7 separate regions of the Mus musculus genome follow, and regions 1, 2, 3, 4, 6 and 7 are each linked to region 5. A link is a loop called in an ENCODE intact Hi-C map of the cell type or tissue named here. Cell type or tissue: heart. All regions are shown on one strand. Region 1 holds the start of n-TEctc11 (a tRNA gene). Region 2 holds the start of n-TLcag10 (a tRNA gene). Region 3 holds the start of n-TGgcc7 (a tRNA gene). Region 4 holds the start of n-TGgcc6 (a tRNA gene). Region 5 holds the start of Zfp184 (zinc finger protein 184 (Kruppel-like)). Region 6 holds the start of n-TKctt28 (a tRNA gene). Region 7 holds the start of n-TIaat11 (a tRNA gene).

Region 1 (4,000 bases), 790 kb before region 5:
GCCTGGTAGAAATCAGAAAGGTGACCACGAAGAGCACCTGTGGTGCCTGACAGCCCATATAGCACTCAGCCCTGAGCAATCTGGATCCCATGTCCCTGTGGTTTCAGGGTGGCCCTCTGTTTGCAGCAGTTTATTCCCATGCTTTGGAATTCGGCTCCTTCTGAAAGTCACCCACCCCCTCCTGGCCTCGACATCCTTCTCCCAGTTCCAAAGTTAGCACTTTAGGAACTGACTACAAAAGGAAGCACACAGAAGGGTACTGTCATACAGAATCTACAGTTTAGCAGAGTTCTCTAAGGGTTTGCAAACATGAATTCATAGTCCACAATTAAAAAGTCCTCTCTGGGTAGGCTTTGACTGACATTCTAGGAGTACTCTAGTACTTCTAGTTCTCAGAGTAAAGACACTAGAAAAAAATTAATAATAATCATATTCTAATATATCATATATTATAATAGTAATATGGATTATGTACTAGATGAGAAGTTGATTCCTAAATAGTTCCCATCAATTACTGCTGAAATGAACTATTTCACCCACAAATTTATGATTGGGAAGAGTGGTAGTTTAGAGGAGAAAGACCCCCATAAGCTCATATGTGAGTGAATACTTCATCCCCGGTTGGTGGACCTGTTTGGGAAGGGTTAGGAGATGGGGCTTCTTGGAGGAGGGTGTCACTGGAGATGGGCTCTCTCTCCTCTCCCTCCTCCCTCCTTCCTCTCCTCCCCCCACCCCTTGTGCTGTGGCTGGAGATATTAGCTCTCAGCTACTGCTCTAGCTCTATGCTTGCTGCCATTAGAACCACGGATTCTAGCCCTCTGGAACTATGACCCCCAAATTAAATGCTTTCTTTTATAAGATACTTTACTCATAGTGTCTTGCCTCAGCGATAGAAAAGCAATTAAGGCAGGAAATGTTACCATAAAAGCATTTTAGAGTTGTGTAACAGGGAGTGGAATCTTAGGAGCTGAGGGCGCACTGACAATGTGGAAAAACCTTGGCAGAGGTAGGATTTTTTTTTTCCCAGATACAATCCTAAATCCAACGAATTAGATGGCTTGGACACTACCACACAGGAGTATTTCCTTGAAGGACCTCTGGGTGTCGTCGCTCCCCCTATCCCTATTTGACAAATGCTGGAGACACCAATGACCTCTGTTCCTTAGTCACCCAGGAAAGGGGAGGGAGGCACGCAGACACCCCACTGATCTGTAGGTCCGTGATCTGCAAAATAAAAGCCCTGCATCCCTCCACAGCCCACCTCACTGCAGAGTTCAAGTCCCATCTATTCACCGAGAGGTCATACAGCGGAATTCCCACCAGGGAAAAAGCCAAAGACAGCTCACTTTGAAATGCCAGGATTCCAATGCTGTAAAAGTACAGTTGCTGTTATGACCTAACTGTATTAGTAAAGTTCTGCCCGCCCCCCGCAACCCCCGCGTTCCTTAGGGGGTCAAGAGCGTGTCCAGTGAATTTTTACTCCTGAACCAGAAAGATTCGACTCAGTTAAAAGAGTCTAAGTCTCTCAGTCAAGCGAAAAGGTCCATTTCTAACAGGAAAAAAAAAAGTCAGCAAGTTCCTTCAAGTTCAGCTTCCACTGGTATCTCTGCTTTGTCTTCAAGTGGCCTTCTATAGGAGTGGACTGGCTAAGTAGCATCATACACCCTGCACCCTTCTCAGCACTTAGAAGGTATTGTTTCCCAGGAAAATTAGGATAACGACTAAGAAAAAAAGGATTCCCAGGAAAACCAAAGCAATTACCAACTACTTTTGCCCTGTCCATTAATCTGAATCCATGTGTTTTCGCATGTCGAGTGACTCTGAGCTCTCTACCTGACTATCCAACTCTCTTCTCTCGGTGTTTTGTTCCTATCCACAGTGATCTCTCCACAATGTATGCTTCTAACAGCAAGTCACTAGACGTCAACGTTAGCCTTCGGGGCCCGACCTGGAGCAAGAGCGCCGCCTTCTGGTGGTATTTGCTTTACTGCTGTATCAGCAGCTCCTTGTCTCTTAGGAACATCAGTCCAGGAACTGATTTTTCTCTCTAGTGTTTGCTTTTTGGTTGTTTGTTTTTTGCTTGTTGAAGGTCTGTGAAGTAGAACTCAAGTAGAAAAACGAATAAAGAATTTCAGAGAGTAAGTGAGCATCAAGGATCCATTAGCGCGGTGACTACGTATTTATTTTTGCCTGGTCACTTTGGAAGAAGCAATGCTACCGCCCGGAACCCCTTTCTCCTAACCCTAGCCAGTCAGGATAGCCTCAGGTACCTCGAATTGAACAGAAATGGCAAATGATTACAGAATGCAGTTACGAGTATGCTACTGGACGTTTATAACTAAGTTCTAACTCCGAGTGTCCAGACAACAAACTACAATTAACAGCCTGTCTCACAGGTCAGAGAGGATTTGTGAAGGGCAGAGAGAGGACATTTAACCTAGGTAGCCACAGTGGAAAACCGGAAAACCGGTTCGATGACTCCACGTCTACCATCAAAGGGCAAGGAGGAACTTTGGAAATATATTCTGTAGTATGCACTATATGTGTGAAAGGAGGGTTTGGCGTGTGCACAACTGCCAGAACGGCTCAGACCCGCGCTCTCGCCGTTCTCTGTTCTCCTTCTGCAAGGGATATGCAGACATTATCACCGCTGTCACTTGAGGGGAGCAATCTGATCCCTTTAAATGGTCAGGGCTCCGCGGTATAGCCTCAGAGTCAAGGATGGATCTCTCCTTTAGGGATTTATGTCATAATGGGGCGACCTTCTCCGTCAGGTTCTCTGATGCTTGCAATTAATTCTCATTCTTTGACTTAAAATGTCTTAGAATCCTAGTTAAATACGACGCACTGAGAATTCAATGTTCCCTCTCTTTAGAAAAAACTATTTAAAGCATTTTAAACAGTTCTCTTGTGCCAGAGGACCCTAGAAATTTTGAGCCCTTCAGCTTTTTACCAATCAACACATTTAAGGGACTCCTGCTCCAGTCACCAGGAAACTTCCAGCCGGTGGGAAGCACCGCGAGGTCCCACTTGTCTCCTTTACAATTTATCTTTACAACACCCTGTGCAAACCTAGCCAGCTTCTCAAGAAAATGGTCTGCGAATTTCCCCCCTCTCCGAGTCACCCTTATAGCATGAGTTTTTAAATCTACAAGTTCGGAGAGAGATGGGGAGGAGGAAGGAAAATAACGGGAAAGGGGTGGGTCAATGGCCCAACAATGAAAAACACTTGTTGCTATTTTAGAGGGTCCCGGCTCACCCCTACAAGGCAGCTCAGGACCGCCTCTAACTCTGCGGGCACGTCGTGCATGTATACACTCAGCCATAAACACTAAAAATAAATTCAATACGATTTATTTGTTTATATTTTAATATATGACTGTTCTGCCTGCGTGTATGGCAGTGTGCTGCGGGGGTGTCTGGTGACCATGAGGAAAGAGGAAAGCGCTAGATCCCCTGGAAATGGAGTAACCAGCTGTTAGAAATATCCAGTGGATTCTGGCAACAGAACCTAACTCCTTTAGCAAGAGCATTTGAGCATTCGGAAAATAAAAGGCTCGGTCTTCACAGGATCAAATAATTAGTAAAATTTTGAAAATAATGAAATTACATAAGCTGGTAATTTGCAATTGGACTAGCATAAGTAAATTGGATACAAAGCTGAAGCTCACTTATGAAACCGGTAATTTTACTGTACAATGTTCCGACCCAAAAGTTTGAGTGAGGTTTGGAAAAACAAAAACTGCACTTCCCTGACCGGGAATCGAACCCGGGCCGCGGCGGTGAGAGCGCCGAATCCTAACCACTAGACCACCAGGGAAACTGCCAGTTGTCCTCTTGCAAGAGCTAAGACTTTAATTGGCCAAACAACTATCTGATGTGTTAATGATGGATTCATTCAGTTAACCAACCACAAATTCCAGCAAATCAAATTCAGAAGACGTGAAAGAGTACGATAGAGTTGGTGCTCCCCTGCTTATATGTAGGAATTGACCCAGAA
Region 2 (4,000 bases), 1.5 Mb after region 5:
TCAAGCACTTGATATAAGCAAAGTTCTTGCTCCAAAAGGAGTACAAGCAGATTATAAGTGGCCATGGCCTTGGAGCATGAACTCAGGTTTCTCTGTATAACAGATTCCATTTTGAAAGTGGATATGAATGGTTTTTTGTTGTTGCTGTTTTTTGTTTGTTTGTTTGTTTGTTTTGTTTTGTTTTGTTTTTTGAGACAGGGTTTCTCTGTGTAGCCCTGGCTGTCCTGGAACTCACTCTGAAGACCAGGCTGGCCTTCAACTCAGAGATCACCTACCTCTGCCTCAGGAATGCTGGGATTAAAGGGATGGCACAAGCCTTTAATTCCAGCAGTACAGAAACTGGTTGATAAATGGCTATTAAGGTGACTAAAGATAGCCCAAGATCATGTTGGTACTTGACCTTTAACATGCCAACTGCTCAAACCATAGAGGACTAATGATCATCTTAAACACAAATACGTGACTTTTTTGAGGGAACTTTAGTTCGAACAATAGAAGTGCCAATGAACTTTTGTAACAATGTATATGCATTTCTTTGTCATAATAAAACTACCAACACGTCATTTTTCCTCAGATTTACCAAAACCACCCTGACCTGTGCCTGTGTGTCTTGTTTTACATTTTAGACTTTGCGTTGGTGAGTTTTTGCAGGTTTGAGACAAACTAGGAACCTCAACTAAAGAATTGCCTCCATCAGACTGGATTGTGGGCATGATTGATTAGTGATTGTTATGGGAATGCCCATCACATTATAGGCAGTGCCACCCTGGGTAGATGTTTTGGTGAACGAGATAGTAAGCATCCTTCATCCATGGCCTCTGCTTCAGTTTCTGCCTTCAGGTTCAGGTCCTGATTTCCCTTGATGGTGAATTGTAATCTGTAAACTGAAATAAACCCTTTCCGTATCAAGTTGGTCTTGGTTAGCATTTTATCAAAGCAACAGAAAGCTAACTACAGCTGTCTTTATTTCTAAAGGTCCCAAATTAAATTATTTTCTTAGAGTTTCTTTTCAATATTTGCTTGGCTTTGTCTGGCTGTAGCATTTATTAGCAGCTAGCTTGCTTGAGTGATGCTTGGCCTAGCTAAGGATGACCACGAACTTCTGATCTCCCCGCTTCACCTCTGGTAAGCTTACAGGTGTACAGCACCATACCCATGTCATGGCTTTGTAGTAGTTTGTTCACTCCTCGAGTTGGGGCTGAACCTGTCCTGCTCTCTTGTATCTCTAGAGACAAGCCTGTGCCTGACCATCAACAGTGTAATTGTTCATTTAAAACGTCAAGTTGAACAGTCATGGGTTCTCCAGATTTCTAGAACTCACATAACTGAACTAAGTAGATTGCCATCCCTAATGTGATGGGCTTTATCCAGACTTGGCCTGAGTGTGGGGATGGTGTGGTGGGTTGGGGGTTAGTAGCTTCATGATCTGACCAACTTTATTGGCATCTGCTCTCTAGATTTTCAGCTCTTCATAACTGGACCAAACCATGCTACTTGCCTTCCTTGTTTTCCAGCTCACAAACAGAATGTCATGATAGTTCTCAGCCTCTATAATTGTGAGCTATGTCTTCATGATAAACCTCTCTGTGTATTTGTATCTGTGCAGATATCAGTGATGATAATGAGCCACGAATTAAATAATTAACATTTATCTAAATTTTTATGTGGACAGACAAGCAGAAACAAAGAAAATATTAAAATCTCTACTTTTGAAGCGATCTTGTAAGTACACAATGCTTCCACTGTACAGATAGAATAAGAAAGAAAAAAAATGTTTACTGAAAAATGAAAAGAAAAAAGAAAAAGTTTTAGTAGACTGTGAAGCAATTTGGTTTTAAAAGATGGCAGTTGTCAGGAGTGGGATTCGAACCCACGCCTCCAGGGGAGACTGCGACCTGAACGCAGCGCCTTAGACCGCTCGGCCATCCTGACTTACAGGATAAACGTCTGTTCCTGCTCTTACTTCTACCTTAAAATTGTACTCTCCGCCTTCTAACTTCCGGTTTAGTTTTGTCTTTGCTTTTATTCAGGATTTGAGAATTCTTCACACACAGACTACATTCTCTGCATCTAAGGGAACTTCCCCCGGCGGCGGAGGCGACTAATAAAGCTCAGACCCCTCCGCCCTCTGGGAGGCGGGAAGCGCAGTCGGGACGGCAGCCGGGTCTGCTCCCGGTCCGCAGCGAAAGCTCCCTAGTGCTCACCCGCCTGTCACTTTGCTCATCCAGGGCCCTAGGGTAGGCAACATCCCCGCAAGCACAAGCACACCCACTGGCCAAAGGCAAAGCTTTTTCTCAGGAACCAAAACAAAACTGAAAACCAGAAACTGTTTTTCTCCTAAACCCGCCCAACTCACATTATAGCAATCCTAGACAACAAAGGATTTTCCAAATGCAAATCAAGTGTAACTCATTGACAAAAATTTTAAATGTACTGTTGTTGTTGTTGTTGTTGTTGTTGTTGTTGTTGTTGTTGTTGACAGTCTCAGCCGCCCTGGAATCTTACTGGAAGTCAAAGAAACTGGAGCTTTGGTTTCACTTAGCTGAGGAACCGCAGACAAATCGCTCTGGCTTTGTGGACTTTAGAAACTATTCTACCCGACTGTAGCATTACCCTCGGTTTTAGTTTTTGAGATTTAAGAATTTCATTATGTTGCCCAAGCCGGCCTCAGCTTCCGAAGCACTGGATTCACAGGCTTGTGTCACCGAGTCTAGTCTAGAAACTGCTCTTTTTCTTCTTCTTCTTCTTCTTCTTCTTCTTCTTCTTCTTCTTCTTCTTCTTCTTCTTCTTCTTCTTCTTCTTCTTTTTCTTCTTTCTTCTTTCTTCTTTCTTCTTTCTTCTTTCTTCTTTCTTCTTTCTTCTTTCTTCTTTCTTCTTTCTTCTTTCTTTCTTCTTTCTTCTTTCTTCTTTCTTCTTTCTTTCTTCCTTCTTCCTTCTTCCTTCTTCCTTCTTCCTTCTTCCTTCTTCCTTCTTTCTTCTTTCTTCTTTCTTTCTTCTTCTTCTTTCTTCTTTCTTCTTTCTTCTTTCTTCTTTCTTAGTTTCTTCAAAACTAAATTTGAAGTTTTGCTGTTTAAAACAAGCTTATAGATACTAACAATGTGTAACATACTTGACAATTGCTGAGAAATGTTAAAGGTTCTCACCACAAAACAAAAGTATGTGAGGTAACAGGTGTGGTTTGTAACTTCATTTAGCTTTTCCACAATATACATCAGAATATTTTGTACACCATAAATATATATTATCAATTTTAAACGAGTTTAAGGGATAATGCCCCACACTGCGTGTCTAACAGGCCGGCCACACGACTGGGAGGCACTGTGGCCTGAGTACAGTTTGGGTTAAATAAAATATAGTATTTTTATAATTTTTAGAGAAATGCCCCCCATTAGCAAAATGTAAGAAAAATTCATAGTTAATGCTTTTGATAATCCTCTAGGAGAGCAATTCTTCCCTGATCAATTAAATCAGAATGTCTGGGAGTGTTAACTGATGACAGAATTTTTAAGTTATTATTATTGTTATTATTATTATTGACAGGAACTCTCTTCATGTCACCCTGGCTGTCCTGGAACCTGTCTGGGGTTTTAAAGGGCCCTCATTACCCACAGAAGCTCCATATGCATCCAGATTTGAGAGCATGGTTTTAGGGTTAAGCTTTAGTGAAAGCCGGAATCTTTCTTTCAGGATGAGGGTGTAGCAACAACATTCATAACAATGTTCAAGACTGTGTGGAACGGTCCAAATTATGCTTTAGTTTTGTTTTGAAGCAAGGTCTCATACAACATAAGCTGGATTTAAACTACAGCAGTAGCTGAGAATGATGTTGGACTCTGATCTTCCTGCCTCTACCTCCCATGTACCAGAATTACAGGTGTGTACCCTCACACCCATCTTTGGTTCTTTTTAAAGGCTGCCATTACTGTAAAAATGAAATATTCTTGTTGGAGAATAACCCTCCTCATCACTAAGGGTGTGACATGCAGAGGTTAGAACTGGA
Region 3 (4,000 bases), 240 kb before region 5:
CTATTTCTGTTTGTGCAAGCACATTTTTACTGTCCATTGCTGCCTATACTTCAGTAAATATAATCCTAAAGAGAGGGTTCTCCCTGGGTCTTTAAATGGTCTACCTCTAAGTTCCCACAACATGTCGAAATTAGATCAAATCTATTTGTTATGGTTTTTGCTTAGTAACCTCTTTCCTTGATAGCGGTGTTATCTCCGTGCCTTAGGATCGACGGAAGAGGAATCACCTCCTTCGATGGGATTACATCAGAAAGAGCCAGCTGTGAGGACTTTAGATTAAAGGGTAGCACAATCATATCATACAGTGCTTCACTCAGGGTAGCTCATCTTGTTGCCTGGCTCATGCTTAAAGGGACTGAAGGTTAGTTAGTGAGCACTTTGTCCTGACCGATGACGAGGATAAGCAATTTAGCTCATCACATGTAAGACAAATAATGAGAATCTAGCTTTGTTGAACAAGAGGGGCACATGGCTGGAGAGATGGCACTCAAGAGATGAGTACATCCTTGATCATCTGAGTTCAGTCCTAAGATCCCAGGGGAGAAGGCAAGAATCAGCTTCCAACGGTTGTCCTATGATGTCCTATGGTGCAGGCCATGCCACATGCAGGCCATGGTACGCATGCACACACCACCACCACCACCACCACCACCACCACCAAATAGTGTAAATCTGCCAAAAAGAAAAGTAACATGTGCGTCCTAAATCCTCTGGTGGGGCAATGAGGAGACAGAAATGTTGCTTCTGAGGCCTCCACTTGGGGGTTTCTTTACCTGAGCCTCTAACTCCTTTTTACATGAGGGAAATTCCTTCTGCACAGATCTTATGATCGCAGTACTGTATGGCAGAAAACTCTTTCCTCTTTTGCAGGAGTCCTTTTTGTTCTTTGCAATAGCGATTTTGCATTAAAGTTTTTCCTAAATGTGGAGAGACCTTTTTGGACATCTTAAACATCTGGAAACCCTAAGAAACCTTCTGGGCAAAGATATCGTAACGCCATGGTCTCTCTTCCCAGCAATGTTTCCAGAGTCTCTCCTTCCTCAGTGTCTGTGGGTTTTGATTGATTAACAACATATAAATAAGAAACCCTTCATCAGGTATGCTGTGCATATTTTCTGCCTCTCTGTGGCTTGTTTTTAAATGTCTTAACAGAGCCTTTTGCTGAACAGGTTTTGCATTTTGATTCAATGCTGAATGCTCTTTCTCCTCTATGCTGAGATATCCCGATACATCAAAGACAGCAAACGATCTCCATTACTATTGTTACATTATTCCCAGAGGGCACGCTGAGATTTTCTTTGTCCACATCCAAGTCTTTCGAAGTTTGTTCTGACAACTCTTACCTCTTCTGTTAATCATCTTTGGTAACGCTCCAAGCCAAGTTTCCTGGGTCAAGCCTGGGTATGTTTATCTCCGGGTGCATTACTTAATTTAGGATTTTGAGCTTACATAGCTAAGAGGTTAGTTTGTTGGGGTTATTTTGATTGTGTGTTTTTATTTGTTTTTGTTTTTAATTTTCTTTCTCTTCCCTCTTCTCTCTATTCCTCCTTACTCACCACTGAGCTTCTCCGTCAGCTTCTGTCCCAACATATATGTGGAATCCTAAAGGTTTTTGGAAAGCATTTCGACACCCTTTCTACTTTTCCAGAAGTTTCTGTAGGGCTGCATATTTATATTCTCACCTGGGAAGGCCTGAAAGGAGGCCCCGGGCAAAACCAGATTTAGTATGCTCAAAAGAAATACCAGGTATGGCTTTTCTCACAATTTTATTTCGACATTTTATTTTTTAGATTTTCTGTTGATTAGGTTACAGCAGTCACATCTTGAATTTATTATACAAAATCATTTAACCCGAGTTCATTTTTATGTTTTTATGGAAGTCATGACTGTGCCTTTGGGGAAAAGTTATCCTTTATTGGCATTGCTAGACTCGATTTTCCTAAAGAACATTACAGAGTTACTTCTGAAAATGCAACCTTGACCTCCTAAGGCCGAATCCTCATTTCTAGCATCCGCCCCTCCGGTCTTCCGACTTCCGACCAGTAGGGAGCAGCACTGATCCGACATACCAGCGCGCGCATTGGGGTTCCTCTCTTCCCTTTCGTCTGCTCTTTTGCACCTTTCCGTTGGACTCTCTTCTCATTCCCTTAACTTTTCTTCATTGTCCTGCTCACGTTCCTTCAGGGTCCACCCAGATTCCTAAGCGATTTCTGAGAAACGCCTCCACTGAGGTGATATTCACATAATCCGTAGTGCCCTCCCCGGGTCTCAATACCCTTGATCCCCGGTACCACCCAAGTCTGTCAATCTTTCCACCTCCGAATGGAGACTTACGGTCTACTAGCTGGTGGCTTGCAAGTGCTTGGGACGCCCAGTGTTGCCGTAAATAAGGAAGAAACATTATTAATAGTTAACATTAAAAGTGTAAGATGATATTAATAACTATTTTAAAAAAGGTGATATTTTGAAATGGAATTTTCTCGTATGGGTAGTATAATTACTTGTACGATTAAAGTACAAACTACCGGAGCATTGGTGGTTCAGTGGTAGAATTCTCGCCTGCCACGCGGGAGGCCCGGGTTCGATTCCCGGCCAATGCAGGTCTCGTTTTCCTTTTTTCTAAATCATGTATTCGAAATACAATCTGTCTTAGAATCATTCGTTTTTCCTACTTAAATTTCAATTACTCGTACATAGTAATCATATTTTAAATAAAATCGTTCTTTCAAATGAAAGGGACTAGTAGGTTAGTGACAAACTATTTTCTTAAAGAAACATTGAATTTCATTTATCTATTTAAAATAAAATCCTTCGGAGCTCATTTTGCTATATGTAAATCACCAATTAAATCAGCTAATCACTACACATTGGAAAAAGCTGTCAGAAGACAGTGTTCACATCGAACTATACAAGTGTGATTTCAAAGAACACCTAGGCAGCTCTAGCAGAGTGGCGCAGCGGAAGCGTGCTGGGCCCATAACCCAGAGGTCGATGGATCGAAACCATCCTCTGCTAAGGTGCAGCTTTTTTTTTTCCTCGTCACACAAAACCAAAGTTTTATTCACTTTCTATTTGCTTGCAGAAACCGAAAGTAATAACTAATTAAAGCATGCTGCGCACAATATTTCTTCGAGATGAAGATGAAAACATCTCGAAGCGCGCTTTCAATTAGCTGAGGGATGGTAAACAGACTCGGAGGTGGTAAACCCAGGTGCAGAAGTAGCATGTCTGTGCGCCTCTAAACTGCATACTACGAATGTCCCGTTCAAAGAGACTACTTATAGCCAGCTCGGTTTAAGAGTGTCTGTGAAAGTTACATGGAGTAGCCTTTTCCACCTGCTCCGTTTTCCTCCTTGGCGCGTATCACCACCAGCTCAGTATGGTGTGTTTTATTCCTTGATTTCTTTAGAGCTCTGGAGATTTCCCAACTTGAGAATTTTTTCTATACAGGAGTATAAAGTCTGTGTGGAACAATAGTCGCTTGGTGGAGAATTGAGTGTCGTCCCTGGTGAGGTCTTGAGAAGGAAAGGCCACACGCCAGCCCTACTTCCTTTCCACAGTCAATATCTGGAAAAAAAACTGACATCTTATCCGTTATAGTCAATCTCTATCGAGCTGAGATATCCCGATACATCAAAGACAGCAAACGATCCCCATTACTATTGTTACATTATTCCCAGAGGGCACGCTGAGATTTTCTTTGTCCACATTCAAGTCTTTCGAAGTTTGTTCTGACAACTCTTACCTCTTCTGTTAATCATCTTTGGTAATGCTCCAAGCCAAGTTTCCTGGCTCAAGCCTGGGTGCATTTATCTCCCAATATCAGGCCTTGAAAGTACCAGCCCCCTGCTAAGTCCTGCAGGCAGAGATGTGGTGCATAATCAAATGAACCTACTGACACTTCTGATAAAGTATTTTACAGAGCAAAGTTCAGAGATTATAACACAACAGTAACAGTTAAAATTTTAAAGTTTTGCTTTTATATAATTCCAGTTGCTCA
Region 4 (4,000 bases), 1.6 Mb after region 5:
GGATGGGGTTGTGAGGCGGGCTTTTTAGTCTGGGGTGGGTCTGGGATGACAGTGACAGAGATCTGTCTGCCTTTGTAGTTTCCGTGCTGGAATAGCAGATGTAAGCCACCACACCTAGGTTGTTTCTAAAAGTTTTAATTTTTACTTTTTTTTTCTTTAAAAATTTTTATTTTTAAGTTTTTTAAAAAAATGAGCACCATTTAAACTTTCTTTTGTAAGCCAGCTCTTTATTCCAATTGTTAGAAATAAGTAATTAAGAACAAAGTTAGGTAACTCGATCAAGATTTAAGATATTTCTCATGCTCTTCAGATCTGTATACCAAATTTAGGACTTAGAGAAATTTGGTCCAGGAAACTGAAACGTTTTCTGCTGTTTCGGTTTCTTGTTTTTTCTTTCTTTTGTTCCCTACTCCAGAGCAGCCAATCATAGCTACCAAAAACACCTTGGAAGACACCATACTTCTCTGTTCTGAAGAACGAATAGGATAGACGAGAGGGACCATATTGCTGGCTTTCATTTCATTTCTTTCAGTGAAATAAAAACTCTATTTTTGTTTGAGATAATCTCTATTTTCTAATCATCTTTTAAAAATGGTTGCGTTGTCATTTTCTGGGTATTGGCTTTTTTCCCCTTACAAACTAACCAGATACAAGGATACCTATGTAAGAAAGAAAAACGCCAGTGTAACAAGGAGCATTGGTGGTTCAGTGGTAGAATTCTCGCCTGCCACGCGGGAGGCCCGGGTTCGATTCCCGGCCAATGCACTCTCTCACTTTTAAGTAATTCTTTTATGAAACTACCAAAATGAAACAAAACAAAACAAACAAAAGTTAAAACAAAACAAAAACCCAATCACAAACAAACAAAAGGTGAAACCGAAAAAAAAATTGGATTCAAAACAAGGGGTTTGGCAAGTTCAAAGCTTCTGCAAGATTGGTATTAAAAGTTCTGACATTAAGTGTGCCTTTTGCCCTGTAACCCGAAACAATTCTTGCTGTGCTCCCGAGCTCCAGCTTCAGCTTGACCGATTTTCAGCAGGAAAAATTCTAAGTCGGTGAATTCGTCGTTAGCTTTCACATTCTTGTAAAGGTTTCAAGTTACTTTTTATATAATGCAGAATAGGTAGGAACTGAACAGCTTTGTCTTTAGTAAAGATTTCCAAAACACTATAAGCTGCGCGTCAGCAGAGTGGCGCAGCGGAAGCGTGCTGGGCCCATAACCCAGAGGTCGATGGATCGAAACCATCCTCTGCTAACTTGTCTTTTGGACAGGTTTCAAGGAAAAGTTTCAATTAGGAATATCAGCATTTAGAGTACCGAACTTTTCGTATAAGAACCACAAGGTTAAATTTTGTAATAACTACTTATGTATTCAGTAAAGGTCCTGAGACTGTCATCCAGGTTCCTACATTTGCGATCACTTCGTCATGAAGTGTCTGGACAGATCACATCTGTCCAGAGGATGTTCATATCAGCCAGCTGTTGGGCTATAATTCCTGTTTCCAGTCTCCAATCGCATTGTTTTTAGTACGACGGTAAGTAGTCTAGATCTGTAATTACATTACAGAAATATTGTTTGAAAAATATTTAGGGAATTACTTCTCATGGGAATATATCCTGTCACTGCACGCGCTCTTGTAGTCGTGGCCGAGTGGTTAAGGCGATGGACTTGAAATCCATTGGGGTTTCCCCGCGCAGGTTCGAATCCTGCCGACTACGTGAATGTATTTTCTTGACATGTAGAAACTTGTCCCTACCGTCAGCGTAAACATTGAAACACTCCGTTTTCTTTGGTTAAGAACTGCATTTTATTTCAATTCCATTTTCTTCTGTTGAATCTAGCAAGATGTAAGATCATGCCGGTATGACATTGAAGTTTGTTTCTTGTCTGAACTCCAAAACCTCGCCTGTACATGCGTGTCTACTCCAGAGTGTATTTGATGTTTTGAAATAAATACTTCAAACAAAATTTCGTTTGCCCTGCCTGTAGATTGTTTCGGAAGACGAATTTCTGAGTCAAAATAGCAGACAAAATTTAAAACTGTTTTTTGGCTAAGTTTAATTAAAAAAAAAATACTATTGCTATTTAAAATACCCAGAGTTTCTAACGCGTACAGAGATTGCTGTCGTAGAGTAAAAGTAACAAAATAAAATATATAATTAGCATTATGTGATCAATCGATTCATTGTGACATGCGGATAAGGACAAATAGGTTAAATAGGTAAAGCAATTTATTTTGTATCCTAAAGTACTAGTAAATTCTTCGAATTTTATACTTAGCTCCTTTTTTCTTGTGTTTGCCACATGTCCATATATACCAAGAGATTTCTAGGTGTTGACACTTTTTTCTCTAAATTCCGGTGTAGCAAATGTTGATAACTCTGGTTTGGCAAACACAAAGTTCTCATTTTGCAAGGAGCAGCTAGCTATACTTCAAATATTTTGTAGTAATACAGCAACTTTACAAATCCAGATTGCAGAAATATACATCAGTCTTCTGACTCTTGGTCTAATATCTACCAAGGGCATTCGTTAGCATAGGCCCCATGGTGTAATGGTTAGCACTCTGGACTTTGAATCCAGCGATCCGAGTTCAAATCTCGGTGGGACCTCATGACATTTTTGGCGCACCTCCCTCAGAATTTATCTGTGCATCTATAGCAAGTTCAGAAGTTAGATAGCAACCTTAGGAAGTTACATGGCATCTGAACATTTTCTCAGCTCATCTAAACCCTTCCAAGCTGTAAAATCAGATGTTTTACGTCTGTATTTACCTTTCTTTTCTAAAGTTTTACCAGGAACCACTTTTGTTGGAAACTGCAGATTCTAAACTGGCCAAGTTTTGTGCAGACGCGAGGATTAGGGATTCGTTTTGTTTATGCTGGAGCCGAATTCCTTTGTAAAGGATCACTGATTATTGTTTGAACGTCAGTAGATTTTATACATGAATTTGGTTCTAACAAGACAGAACACGTGAGATATTTTTTGTACTTTCTTTCTGAAGTAAACTTGTCAAGAATTAAAATCTAATCCACATGCTGAGATCAAAATGTATGTAAATATACTTCAAGTATTTTGTTATGGACAATATTGCGTCGTACTCGGCCCCATGGTGTAATGGTTAGCACTCTGGACTTTGAATCCAGCGATCCGAGTTCAAATCTCGGTGGGACCTTCTTTCCTTTTGCCGTTCTACCAGTTACTGGATCATCTTGCTTACATTTCTTCCAGTGGCTGGATCCTCCTTCTCAATTCTGGTCTCTGCTAAGTAAGTATACGGGTGGTTAGAGAGTTAGCTGTTAGAGTGTCCATATTTTTCCGCAGCAATCTTTTCTCTGGAATCTCTTCAAAATATATTTTCGAATGCAAAAAGAAATGTTAGCAATAAGCTAACATTAGTTATTAGGAGATATTCAGTGACTGTTTAAGAGTAATATGGTATAGTGGATTTTATGCTACACTTTAAAATGTGTTCTGTCCATGTTCTGCTTCTCCTTCCTCTGCATCCATCCACACCTCATCTCCTTAATCACCCGTTAGCTCACCTTCACCTAGTTACAAGTGCTTCCCTTTTTAAAATTTCAGTTTTTCCTTCCTTTTCTTCAAAGTTACTCAAAGTGAAATTGTTAGCATGGACTCTGTCTTGGAAAGGTTTGGGGTGCAGTGGTGCAGTGTGCTTATCTTAGGGTTCCTCTTGTTTGGGACATCCCCCAAGCCCCTACACTCACGTGTTGACATTATTTAGAAGATTAGCTGTCTATTGAAAGTGCAAGCGGGACTTTCAGTACTTACCTAGCTGAAGGCACTCAGGATATACCACATCTAGCACTTGGATTTCAAGCCTCAGATCTGTCTCTGTTTGGTGTCTTGGCTTTTCATTTTTGCCCAAACTAGGAATATACCCAGCATGCATAGATACACACACCTTTAGACTTACACTCTCTCTTCTCAAATCCTACCTCCTTGAGTAAAGGAAGCCCTGGCAACATCACCCACTTT
Region 5 (4,000 bases):
CAGAAAAGGGCCTCATATGTTACTACAGATGGTTGTGAGCCACCATGTGGTTGCTGGGATTTGAACTCAGGACCTCCTGAAAAGCTGTTAGTGCTCTTACCCGCTGAGCTATCTCACCATCCCCAGCATCCATCTTTTAAGAATAATTTAGTTTAAATGCTATAACTCAGTAATTCTTCTAGCTTCTACTCATAATCAAATTTCAAAGTCACTTTCATGTGTCCAGGCATTTATTTCAACAGAGCCCCATTCCCAGAACCAAAACCTGTGAGGTGCTCCTAGCCAGCAAACAGAAAAGCTAGTGTTAGAAGTCTGGTCCTAAGCATGCAGTCTTCTATAAATTCTAGTTCCAAGGGCTCCTACATCCTTTTCTGGACACCAAAGCATGTCCCTTCACATATGCCCACAAACAGACACATAAAATCAATTAAAAAAAAAAAACTAAACATGATTGCTGTTTGCATTCTCTTTTTTATCGAATGTCTTGTTGCAACCATTTCTCTAAATATCATCCCCTTTCCTTAAAGTTTTCATGTGTAGCATTATCATTTCCAGGTCTGGTGCTCTCAGCTAAGGAGGGGAGCCACTTTAGCCCTTCTGTCAAATAACTGGGGAGGAACAGAAGCCCTTAGATGAGTGGGCCACATCTTTGAAACATAAAAACCTATTTGTTGCAATCTTCTGTGTTCGTCTAGAGCACTAATGGATATGCTTTAAGTGCTAGGCAAGGAAACGTGCAGTATGTAAAATACTGTACCATCACCTTCTCCCGGCTTCTTTAGTATTTAAAAAAAAAATGAGAGTCGTTTTTCGAAGACATGAAAACGAAAAAATATTTTCAAAACGACAAATACCATATAAATGAGAATGCAGACCAACCAGGTAATAAAAGTAGGGTTGAACGATGAAATGTACGCTTGCATTTTGAAATTCTCTGTGAGGGGAGGTCAGATCCTTAGGAGGTGGAGAAGGTGGATCAGGATTTCAAGGCCAGCCACATGTATATAGCAAGTTCGAGACCAGCCTGAGGGGCATGGTACTGCCCCCAACATCTCCGCCCAAAACCCTGAGGGTGTGTGAATATTGGTTACAAACGCTATATATGGCCACCTCTGCTCACAATCCAAATCACTGGACACAAACGGTAGGCAGGTTCAACCTCCCGAGCCACCAGGAGGGACTGCAGCATTTGTGGAAACCTGGGAAAAGTAATTCAGAAACACTGCGCGTTGCATTCTGGGAATTGTGGTCCTTTGTGTTCCCCGGTGAGGCGCTCCTGTGTGTTGCGGGGAGGGGGAAACCAAGGGAAAGGGTCTACGCGACCGGAAGTGACCGCTAAGCCGACTGTGGGCGTGGAAAGGGGTGGGCGTTTGGCTCGTCCCACGGCGTAAACTCACAGCCTGAGTTTTGATGACCATCCCAGGTCATCTGGATCCAGGATCCTTGGAGTGCGTCACAAGACTGGAGTCCAGGTATCACCATGGCAACCACCAGCGCCTTGGGTGTGTGACGTCACCTTGCGGGCTCGCGTAGTGCGGCATGCGCGGGAGGAAGCCGGGGAGTCAGGGAAGGGGGCGCGCCTCCCCTCGGCGTTGCCGGGGACCGCGGGTTCCCCAAGGCTTTGTTCCTTTGTTCTGGGCCGGGCCAGCAAAATGCGGAGCAGCCCGCCTTTCTGGTGTGCCCCGCAACAGGTGTGTCTGGCCGCCTGGGAAAGTGGGAGATCGCAGACCCTGTGGAGGGCGGGTGGCCAAGACTAGGTGGGCGCCCAGAGTCTCTACTGCAGCGAGGCAGAGCTGTTCGCTCCCTATTCACTTTTTGTTTCTTGTAGCAATCCAAACTTCCCCTGTGCACGTCCGATCTTGGACAGGACCTCTTGGCTACTCTGTACGAGTCTGAGGTGCGACTGTAAGACGCGTGCTGCAGAGTGTATCCTGTGCCTGGTAGGCCAGTCTCGTAGAGCATAAGACACCTACTCTGGAAGGAGAGCGGGACATCCAAGTCCCAAACTGAAGCTGCCCAGGTATCCACGTGTCCAAGTTCTAGCGGAAGACGTAGAGCTCCTGGGATGGCAGGTAATGGCAATGGCCAGGGCAGAGAGGACTGGTGTATGGCGAACTGAGAGGTGGGAGGAAGAAGTAATGTGGCCAGGGGTAAAGAAACCTAATTACATCATCGAAAGAGGCTTGAAAGAATTAATTCTGAGTTCTGGACATCAGAATTTGAAAAGGAACAACAGTTCAGAATATCTGATCCTCTTGACATTTCTCTTTTATTACATTTCCGAATAGAAAACTTTAGTCAGAAAAAAAAAGGTGTTTTAACTTATTGCAAAGATTAGTTTTGAAATATCTTGCAGAAAGCAATTTTTTCAAGCTTGTTCTGGTGCAAGTGTGTGTGTGGACTTAAACTCACCATTTGGGTGCAAATGTTTCCTTGTTTTTTAGTTCCTTTTACTAACAGTGCCTAGTCCTGTAACCTGTGTGTAGATCTTAAAAGCACCAGATACTGTCAGTAATTTTACAATGATGCCGTTACCTGTGAATTCAGCTGTTAGAACTCCTAAGTTCCCTGTCAAGCAGCCTAAGTCTCATTTCCTATGATAGGTCCATATAAGATCGCTAGACTTCTTTGAGTAGTCTTTTCCTAGTTAGCATATTTCTTACATTGCAATGCCTAAAACTAAACAGTTCTTTAAATGTCCTTTTAAAAATACCTAAGAGTATGATCTATTACTATCTTTCCCTTATCACATTTTTGTTAATTTTTTTAAAAAGATTTTGTTTTATGTGTATAAGTGTGTGCTTGCATGTCTTTACTTTCGTTAGGTATGGGAGAGTGTCACTGAATAAACTCACTGGGACCCACAAGGTTTTGCGTCCTTAGTGCTGGGATTAAAGGCATGCACTATTATACCCTACTGTTTACTCATGCTTTATGTGAAGCAGAGAGGACTCAGCAAGAGTGCCTTGCTTCATCAATGAGGACTTCACATTTCTCTGTATGAACCATGTGAAGTGTCAAGAGACAAAGATGAATATTAAGGCAGAGTTTGGTTTTTGTTGTTTGTGTGTTTGTTTGTTTGTTTGTTTGTTTCTGCTGAGCCTTCTCAGGATGGTACAGAGGCCTCAGTTGAACCTTTTAGGGGGTTGGGGGATTCTGACATATAAAGGAAGGGGAGACATAGTTGTTATTTCCAGGAAGAAAAGTAAAACATTTTTCTGGATTGCTGGCAGCAGCAGATCTGGTCATATTTAGCCTGGCCTCTTCCTTTTTAGGTCTGTCCTTTGCAGACTCTGCCAGTCTCCACGAGGGACGTCCCCTACTCCTACCATCTAGTTTTCGGGTAAGTTGAGATTTTCCCAAGTGCCATGTCCCTTCTCAGAATAATGTGTTTTTATTGTCAAGTATGTGGACTCCCAAATCATTGTTGGTGAGCTTTCTCTGGGCTCTCATCTGTCCTGTGATCTCACCTGGGTCCTGCTCGGCCTCAACAGCTTCAGCAGTCATTCACCACTTACCTCTTACCCAGTGCCTTGTAACACTGCTGGGGAGGGGGAGGAGGGAGAGGGAGGAGGGAGGAGGAGGAGGAGGAGGAGGAGAGGCAGCAGCAGCAGCACAGCATAAGTCTTTATTTGACAGTAAATTGGCCAATAAAAGTCAAAGCAGGAGGAGTACAAAGGTGAAGTGAGTGCTGCAGAACTTAGGGAATGGAGAGAGATGTATGGTTTGCAGAGGACAGAGAGTTACATGAAGGACGTAGAATTATATTCTCTCGAGGACAAGTGAGATTTGAATATTTGAGTAAGACGTGTGAGGAGCAGAGTGTAGGTGTGCAGATGAGCACTGGTAATAGTCACAGAATCAGAAAGATTTGGAGGAGATGGCTTACTTTGAAAACGTTAAAAAATAAAATAAAATTGAATGAGGTAAGACTATGAAAGAACTCAAATACTTAATGAGACGTGTGAAGGCTTTATTCTGTAGGTCACCTGTAGGAAAA
Region 6 (4,000 bases), 780 kb before region 5:
GGACTTGAACCCTGGACCCTCAGATTAAAAGTCTGATGCTCTACCGACTGAGCTATCCGGGCTCTGAGGGGTTGCTGTTCTTTATTGAATAAAGAAAGATACAAGAAAAGCAAATTTTTTTTTTTTTCCTGCTTATTTTTCATTTTATAGTTGGCCAACTAACTTAGAGTTTTATTGTCTGTTATTTGTCTCTGAAATGCAGACTTCAACAGAGCATTTTTCTCTTCCGGTGTTCAGTGTTAAATCCTCACCCCTTATTTAACAGCAAGGACCGAGTTAGGAAACAGTAATTCTTAATTAAGTTAATGAAGCGAAAGTAGTTGCAGGAAATTAGTTGCAGAAAATAGCTGCCTTGCTGGGCTTGGGGACTACAGGTGAAGAGGTCAGGGTCTCTGAGGAAGGGCACCATAGCTTTAAGGAGGCAGCACTGGCCAGGTCATGGGGGTAATGAGGATGCTGCTTCAGCCGTTAATAGCTTCTATAATGAGATGGTCTTGGGAACACAAATAGAGTGTAGGTAAAGACAGTTTGACAGACGAAAAACTAAAATCAAAACAAAAAGCAAAAAACTTCAGACACGAAGTTGATCTCCTTTCTCCTGCCTGCCATTCTCTCTCTGGCTCGTCTTACTGACGGACGTTAACAGGAAAGACTGTGGCGATGGAGTTTCGAGGTGTTATTTGTAGACACCAGGTCCTCCCATAGGACAGAGAATTGGACGGCAGATCCGGAACTGAGAGAGGACCGATGGACAAGGAATGCAGCTTTAGACGGTGCCCGGCACATAATGAGCGAAGGGAAAACCAACAAACACCTGCTGAAGTCTTCTGGCTTCACAGAGATTCTGAGAGCTGTGTATAAAATACCATCTTAACCCAGAATATTTGTCTCCCTCGACTTACTTTTTTCTCTTTTAGACTTTTTCCTGAATCTTGCTGTTTGGATGACTTAGAAATTCTGTCAGCACCGAAAGCCCAGCCTGGTGAGAATGGTCAAGAAAGGTTTGTGGTTTATTTTTACATTTTAGTTTTGTTTCGTTTTTGACATGGAGTATCGTGAGGAGTTGGATGAAATGATCCGATAATAAGCAATACCAGAAGAATGGTTTAAAGGACCAAACCGGCAATTACACATATCTTACACCTTTCATACTCGCTCTCTGGCTTCCCTTTCTTTTACACCCTGGGCAGGGAGTTTCCTGGCCTTGGTATTTATGTAATAACCAATGCCAAGTGCATTTGAAAGGCACCTGAAAATTCTCCTGGCTCCAATAGTATGGATGGTGAAAAATTAGTAAGTTTAATTGTAAAGTCTGGGCTTCGGAAATCGTCTTGTAGAGATCCACCTGCCTCTGCCTCCCGAATGCTGGAATATTATAGGTGTAGTCCAACACACTGGTCACGTGTTTAATTCTTTAAAAAAAAAAAGAAAAGAAAAATCGCTATTTTATAACTTTCTAACAGACCATTATATTACACAAATAAAACTACCCGTTCCATTTCATTAGTAGTTTTTGGGTCTCCGTACACACGAACTCAATTCTCTTCGTAGGAATTAAAATTAAAGGTTTAATGTATTAAAAAAAAAATAAAAGCTGAGGTTGCCCCCTCTGAGGTTCGAACTCAGGACCTTCAGATTATGAGACTGACGCGCTGCCTACTGCGCTAAGGAGGCACCCGTTGTCAGAGTTTCCGTAATCACGTATTCCTGCTGTTACTAGCGCTGGTTTTTTTTTAACGTTTCATAGTTGTAGTTTCTTAGTGATGATATGATAGCACCTAAAAGAGCTTTTGCTGCGAAGCCTCATGATACAACGCCAGAACAGAGCCTGCGCTTCTGCATTAGCGCATAGAGTGCACAATGAAAGCTCGCTGCAGAGAGCCGCGTGCAAAGGAGTCTGGACTGTTATGGATCCTCCAGAAAGACGAGACGTAAGCAGCCCTCGACGGGGGTAGCGTGGCCGAGCGGTCTAAGGCGCTGGATTAAGGCTCCAGTCTCTTCGGGGGCGTGGGTTCGAATCCCACCGCTGCCAACCGGTTTTTTTTTTTTTTTTTTTTCTTTTAATGTTTTATTGCGACTAAGTGGAGGTTTTTTGCCATGGTTCAAAACTCTACATCAACGGTAGTGTGGCCGAGCGGTCTAAGGCGCTGGATTAAGGCTCCAGTCTCTTCGGGGGCGTGGGTTCGAATCCCACCACTGCCAACAGGTTACTTTTGTGCTCTCTATTGAACAGGACAGTTTTCAGTCGGTCCCTTACATCAGCTAGGATTCTTCTCTCCTAACTGATTGCTTCAACAGTTAATAAACCCGTAATTTGTGTGGTACTCACTCCCCTAATCTCTGCATGTCCACCACACAAAAGGCTCCAGCAACAGTTAACAGTTTTCTTTAATTCATTCAAGTTAAGAGACATTATTCCGCACCTACTATATATAGGCTAGGGCCTGACGACTCTAAAGTTCTTTCTTGTGGCCTTAGTCAACGAATGAAGGATGAATGTGGATCTTTCGCTTTCCTGGCGTCGACTTGCAACTAGAGACAGATCAGCCTAGGCCACGGAAGAAGTGGATTCTTTCCCAACCAGGAGACGGAAAACCACGTCTTCATCATCACTACAGTCTTCTCATTTCATTTTGAAGCCGAATCGCGCTCATCTGAGCTGTGTGTGTCTAAGAAATACCTTGCAAAGGAAAACAAAAATGATCAAAATATATTGTATGAAATGTTTTCAATAAAAGTAAATTAATTAACAATGGCATAAATGTCTTGCCTCGGTGCTGCCTCTTGCCCACCAGCTAGGGACTCCTTGATTTAGTGTTGCCCCTTAGAATTTCCTGGAGCCCTCGAACCTCCTTCTCAGTGGTAGGCCTCAACTCAGAAATTATCTTCTCATGAAGGCTTGCAACTCGGTGATTTTAATTGCACGCTGGAAAAGGAAAAGAAAGAGGGTGTCTACACTTTAGGAAGAGGAGAAGAAGGTGGGGGTGTCAGGAGAGAGGAAAAGAAAGAGGCAGGGAAGAGAAGGAGGAATAGAGTCCTTTAGACTCACAGAGTTGAGCCTGTGGCGTGCAGTGAAGGAAAAAAGAGACGTGCACAATCACACCCGCAAAGTCTAAAACTGGTCCACGGTCCTGACACAGTGAACCTTTGCTTCTTTCTCAAGACCACCTGTCTTGCTTTCCACGTTCACGCTGCACGCCCCGAGTGAACTTCAGCGGAGCCGCCAAGGCCGGATGGTGGGACTGTAGAGCAGGGAGGAAGGTTCCGCCGTCGCACCGGCTGCCTTGTGCTGAGGCAAAAGCATTTACAAGCTGCAGCTCCTGATTGCAGCTGACAGGATACTTTCTGACATGCAGTAGTTGCACATGACAAGTCTGTAGATACCGTGTGTGTGTGTGTGTGTGTGTGTGTGTGTGTGTGTGTGTACATATATATACACATGCACACACATATACATACATATGTATATACATACATAATACATACATACATACATACATACATACATACATACATACATACATACATACAGAGATAGAGAAATTCAATTTCTAATGGTTGGACTGCAAGACTAACTAACATCCAGTTTGCCTTTTGTAGTGGTGGGAAAAAATGCACAAATCGCAGGAACTGCTCTGAGTGCTGCCAGGCTCTGAGATGCAGAAGAACAGGACAGGAGGCGCTGTACAGACCACGTGGCCATTTCTGTGGTCCAGCACTGAAGACGAAATTTTTCTAGTGAAGAACTGAGTTGCTCCGATAAAAATACTACTAGATCAATTAGGAGGATAGACATTTCATTTAAAGTCTTGTTTCCCTTCCATTTGTAAACCAAACATGCGCTTGCAAAGAGCACGAGGACGTGACTTTAGATGCGCTGTGAAAGTAGATTGGAAACGGGGGTGGGGTGGGGAGGGGGGAACAGAGAAGGGAGAGAGAGTAAAGAAGTAGGGGATAAGAACGAAGTTTAATAACTTTTTTGTACTGATACGTCACAATT
Region 7 (4,000 bases), 90 kb before region 5:
GATACACAAATTCCAGCTAATTTGATATGCCTTGACTAGCTCAATGGCTGAACAATTCTAATCCTCTCCACTGCTAGCATACATTTCCCTCCAGTATTCCTGACATTACACCTTCTAAACTCTATAGTTCATCTCTGCTGCCCTGTTACCTTCTGGGGATTACACACACACAGGGCCACATTCCCTTTCCACCTGCATTGATGGATGCTTTCTCTCCTGAAGCTCTTAAATCTGATCCTTCTTCCTCCCAGTCATGGTGATTCCTCTTCCCTCCCTCTGCCCCTGTCTCTTGCCCTCCTCCCTGCCCAGTCAATGGCTGTACAGCAATTCTTTATTACCAATCAAAGCCAGCTGGGGGCAGGTACCCTCAGGTCTGGAAGCTCGGCTCTTTGGAAGACAAAGCATTAGGACCAATTCCTAACATTCTGTGACTCTAGAAACCCCTGACTAATACACAGGTTTATCTGCTAATCCTCCATCCTAGGGAAATTTAACCCTGAGACTCAAGTTTGCTTTTGTTGCTGTGATAAAACACCATGAACAAAAACAACTTGAAGGAGAAAAGGGCTTGTTCTCACCTTACAGATTATATATAGATCATACTTGAGGAAAGATGGCTCCGGAATTCAAAATAGGAACCTGCCAGGACCTAGAGCAAAGACCATAGAGGCATGCTGCTTTCTGGCTTGCTTCAATTCTTTGTACTCCGCCAGCTTTCTTATACAGCCTAGAGCCACCTGTCCAAGAAGGCATTGCCCACAGTGAGCATGGCCCTCCTACATTAATCATAAATCAATCTGCTGCACCTACAGACCAATCTAATGGAGGCAATTCCTTAACCGAGGTTCCTTTTTATAAAGTGATTACAGTTAGTGTCAAGTTGACAAAAACTAACCAGTACAAGGTTGCAAACTTACCCAGCCCACTGTCAAACTGTTTCCCTGCTGTGTGAATACAAATGACCATGACTGGCAGCTTGGTTTTAGATATGATTCCAATGCAACCATGCATTACTTCGTAGATGTATTTACATTTCTTCGCTGAATGTTTTTACTTCCTACAGGGATAAAATATACTGAGGATTTCAACCTTTTTTATTTTATTTTATTTTATTTTTATTTTTATGGGTGTTTTGCCTGCATATGTGCCTATTGTCCTTCATACAGCAAAAAACATATGGACTCTATCTATTATATGCCAGCACTTAAGATCTAACAGTTAAAACATGAGAATTGCCCAGAGCTTCAATTCTCAAGGAATAAATTATTACTCTCGCTGATATGAAGATGAAAGCAAAAATAAGGAAAAGGGATGATGCTTACTGGTGATGCTCAAGGTTTGGAGCTATCAGATAGGAGAGCATTCTAGAACAATAACGGAACAAACATACCATGTCCAGGTCTAGTGGAAGTGAAGAAAAGCCAGGTGCCAGTAATGAGTACAAATAGGCAATGAGTGATGTGGAAATTCCAGCTAGAGAAAGACAGACAAAGTGATCTGAAAGGCTTTATAATGATATTTGACAAAAGTGGTGAGTGAACAACTTCACTTCATTCAAGTTCCGGTATCTTAATAAGGTTTGGTGGGATGAACTGTGTTTATAGAGAGAATAGAACTGTAGAGGACAGAGTCCTACATTTCCAGTTGTAAAATCTAAGCAGTTTACTGGCCCGTACGGGGATCGAACCCGCGACCTTGGCGTTATTAGCACCACGCTCTAACCAACTGAGCTAACCGGCCAGGTCGCCAGCGTTGGCTTTCCTTACTTCTTATAAAAGATCTCAGACAGGCTGGCTGGCTAGCTGGCTGGCTGGCTTGCTTATTTGCTTGCTTTTTCTCTTCTTTGCTTCCTCCCTCCTCCCTCCCTCCCTCCCCCCCTCCCTCCCTCCCTCCCTTCCATTCTTTCTCTCTTCTTTGACCTTTAATTTTTGAAGTAAGTAATCGCACTGACTTATCTTGTTTGGGATTCAGCCTCAAGAAGTGCTGTATCATTCAAATTTTTTTTGAGTTTTTGTTTTGTTTTTCCTTAAACCAGATGAACCGCGCCTAAGAAAGGGCTTTCTTTGCTCCGCTTGAGACTTCCAAAGATGCGGCTCTCACTTGGAACTACACAGCCGCAGGTGCGGCTTTGACGCTGCGATGGATGAGACAAGATTCTTTCCTCTGGCTTCCGCAAAAGGCCTTTGCCAACGGAAGGTCGCTCCTTCAATCCAGCTACGATATGCAGCCATTTTAAGAGAAAGTTCTTTGGTTGTGATTAGTATTTCTGATCTTTTTAATATCTAAGCTAATTTCCAGAATTGCTGACCCTTACAAACGTGTTTTATCGTATTCAAATAACATATAACTACACCCTTCTCCAGTTCTGGCTCCGTGGCTTAGCTGGTTAAAGCGCCTGTCTAGTAAACAGGAGATCCTGGGTTCAAATCCCAGCGGGGCCTTTTCTTCTTTTCTTTTTTTTTGCCTTGTTCTTATTAGTCTCACTTGATATTCACACTAATTGAACTGGAGCGTTTTCCTTCACATCTTATGAGTTGGAACACATCCCGCCTATTAAACTTTGCTGAGAAACCGAACAGCCTTGTGTTGGAATATGTACATGGAAAAATGATATAATTAGAGAAAAACTTTCCAATAATTCCTGAGACACTACAGAGCTTTGGTTTTGCGATCATGAGATTAGAGATGCAGAGTCTAGACTAGCTGAGGTGTGCTCCTTTGTACTACACACCGAGAAGAAGTGATAATAATTTATGAACTTTAAACTTATCAGTAATGATAGTGCACACTTGCAATGCTTGAGTTTGGGATGAGGCATTGACTAAATGACTCTGATGTATAGCGAGGTACTAATGTTTTATTTTATTTTTGAGGTACTAATTTTTAAAAGGCTGTAAGTAACAAAACTAACAAACTGACTACAGGTAATTGAAAAAAAAAAAGTCATCTTAAAACTTGATGTCTTTGAGTCTTTTCTTGTAGATTTTGCACAGAATAACTGCAAAAAGCATCAAACTCCAAAACATTCAGACATTCATGTTTTATTTTCAATTCCTTTTCCTACTTCTGAGGTTCTAAGATGTATTTTCTGATTATGCTAGACTCTATAAAAATCCAATCTCCCTTCTTCAATAAGGCTCACCGAATTCTACAGAGAATTGGATTTTATGAAGCTTTCTCCCCACCCTGGAGCATTCAAGCTTATGCAGTGTGTGCTGGAAGACTGACCGTGTAAAGGACCACTTAGGCTGAGGACCTGCTTCAATGACAGAGGGCGTACCTGGCCCTGCGTTAGATTGCCATTACTACAAAATTAAAGTAAATAAGATAATAACAATTACCCTTACAATGAAAATGAATATTACAGAATGATATGTAGCTCAGAAAGCACTGAACATGTAAAAGAAAAATATGACAAATATATATAATTTATCACAGTTCAGACATTCACAGATGTATCTGTGCCAAAGGATCAACAAATGGCTCACTGCCTGTTTTCTCCCCTCCCCTCCCCTCCTATCTTCTCTTCTCTTTTCTTTCTGAGACATTGTCTTGCACTATAGCTGAGGCTAGCTTCTGTAGCCCAGGACTGATCTCAGATTTTGTTCGATCAAACATCTGTCTGTGGTCCAGGATCAACTCCAGACCTACTGTATTGTTTACTCTCATCCAGCCCCTCCGTACTGAAGGACAAAGCATCATTTACAAACAGAAAGGTCTGCCTTCCAGGGATTCTTTTGTCTGTTGTTTTGAGAAGTGTTTTTTCTTGTAACCCAGGCTGGTTTCAGATTTATTAAGTAGCTGAGACTGCCCTGAACTCCTGATACTCGGAGGCATCTGCCTCCCCAGTACAGGACACTGAAGGCCCAGAGCTGCCTTGCACCAGCTGTCTGTTTCTTTCTTTATTCTGCCCAGGATTAATTGTCAATATTGGACACTCACTTAACTGGTGAGTTTTGAAGTCCACACAGAAATTTAAAAAGAAGTACAGTGGTAGAGA

What was found. Hi-C counts contacts between places; a loop is a spot of excess contacts. Peaks named below come from ENCODE experiments on the same cell type or tissue, not always from the same donor. Only the 100,000 strongest peaks of a DNase experiment are listed, where the experiment ranks them.
Region 1: a loop joins it to region 5, with 5 times the contacts of the local background. A loop is called at or near these places in 11 of 42 quality-filtered maps.
Region 2: it touches region 5 in a loop (2.1-fold over the local background); 4 of 42 quality-filtered maps call a loop at or near these places.
Region 3: it touches region 5 in a loop (3-fold over the local background); 7 of 42 quality-filtered maps call a loop at or near these places.
Region 4: a loop joins it to region 5, with 4 times the contacts of the local background. A loop is called at or near these places in 19 of 42 quality-filtered maps.
Region 6: a loop joins it to region 5, with 4 times the contacts of the local background. A loop is called at or near these places in 13 of 42 quality-filtered maps.
Region 7: it touches region 5 in a loop (2.1-fold over the local background); 4 of 42 quality-filtered maps call a loop at or near these places.

The regions. Positions count from the first base shown.
Region 1 is chr13:21,157,037-21,161,036 of GRCm38, forward strand. It overlaps n-TEctc11 (a tRNA gene), which reads right to left and starts at 3,820; the gene lies at 3,749-3,820. In heart, a CTCF peak has its summit at 1,973 (motif pointing left); DNase peaks (open chromatin) are centred at 1,965, 3,365 and 3,775; H3K4me3 peaks cover 2,883 bases; H3K27ac peaks cover 1,564 bases.
Region 2 is chr13:23,451,583-23,455,582 of GRCm38, forward strand. n-TLcag10 (a tRNA gene) reads right to left here and starts at 1,932; the gene lies at 1,850-1,932. In heart, no CTCF peak of the experiment used is centred here; a DNase peak (open chromatin) is centred at 2,149; H3K4me3 peaks cover 1,573 bases; H3K27ac peaks cover 750 bases.
Region 3 is chr13:21,708,051-21,712,050 of GRCm38, forward strand. It overlaps n-TGgcc7 (a tRNA gene), which reads left to right and starts at 2,530; the gene lies at 2,530-2,600. It overlaps n-TMcat7 (a tRNA gene), which reads left to right and starts at 2,944; the gene lies at 2,944-3,015. In heart, a CTCF peak has its summit at 2,038 (motif pointing right); DNase peaks (open chromatin) are centred at 2,081 and 2,971; H3K4me3 peaks cover 2,181 bases; H3K27ac peaks cover 1,169 bases.
Region 4 is chr13:23,516,509-23,520,508 of GRCm38, forward strand. It overlaps n-TGgcc6 (a tRNA gene), which reads left to right and starts at 695; the gene lies at 695-765. It overlaps n-TMcat6 (a tRNA gene), which reads left to right and starts at 1,184; the gene lies at 1,184-1,255. It overlaps n-TStga1 (a tRNA gene), which reads left to right and starts at 1,638; the gene lies at 1,638-1,719. It overlaps n-TQttg4 (a tRNA gene), which reads left to right and starts at 2,542; the gene lies at 2,542-2,613. It also overlaps n-TQttg5. In heart, no CTCF peak of the experiment used is centred here; DNase peaks (open chromatin) are centred at 733, 1,193, 1,693, 2,593 and 1 weaker place; H3K4me3 peaks cover 3,770 bases.
Region 5 is chr13:21,943,728-21,947,727 of GRCm38, forward strand. Zfp184 (zinc finger protein 184 (Kruppel-like)) reads left to right here and starts at 1,367. Exons shown (of 6, transcript NM_183014.1): 1 at 1,367-1,472; 2 at 1,829-2,072; 3 at 3,276-3,343. The coding sequence starts at 2,066. In heart, a CTCF peak has its summit at 1,575; a DNase peak (open chromatin) is centred at 1,354; H3K4me3 peaks cover 2,118 bases; H3K27ac peaks cover 1,503 bases.
Region 6 is chr13:21,168,086-21,172,085 of GRCm38, forward strand. It overlaps Gm32298 (a long non-coding RNA gene), which reads left to right. Exons shown (of 3, transcript XR_382107.1): 2 at 918-982; 3 at 2,479-2,689. It overlaps n-TKctt28 (a tRNA gene), which reads right to left and starts at 62; the gene lies at 1-62. It overlaps n-TMcat15 (a tRNA gene), which reads right to left and starts at 1,674; the gene lies at 1,602-1,674. It overlaps n-TLaag7 (a tRNA gene), which reads left to right and starts at 1,951; the gene lies at 1,951-2,032. It also overlaps n-TLaag5. In heart, a CTCF peak has its summit at 3,667; a DNase peak (open chromatin) is centred at 1,806; H3K4me3 peaks cover 4,000 bases; H3K27ac peaks cover 637 bases.
Region 7 is chr13:21,853,654-21,857,653 of GRCm38, forward strand. It overlaps n-TIaat11 (a tRNA gene), which reads right to left and starts at 1,740; the gene lies at 1,667-1,740. n-TTagt4 (a tRNA gene) reads left to right here and starts at 2,368; the gene lies at 2,368-2,441. In heart, no CTCF peak of the experiment used is centred here; a DNase peak (open chromatin) is centred at 1,698; H3K4me3 peaks cover 1,459 bases; H3K27ac peaks cover 308 bases.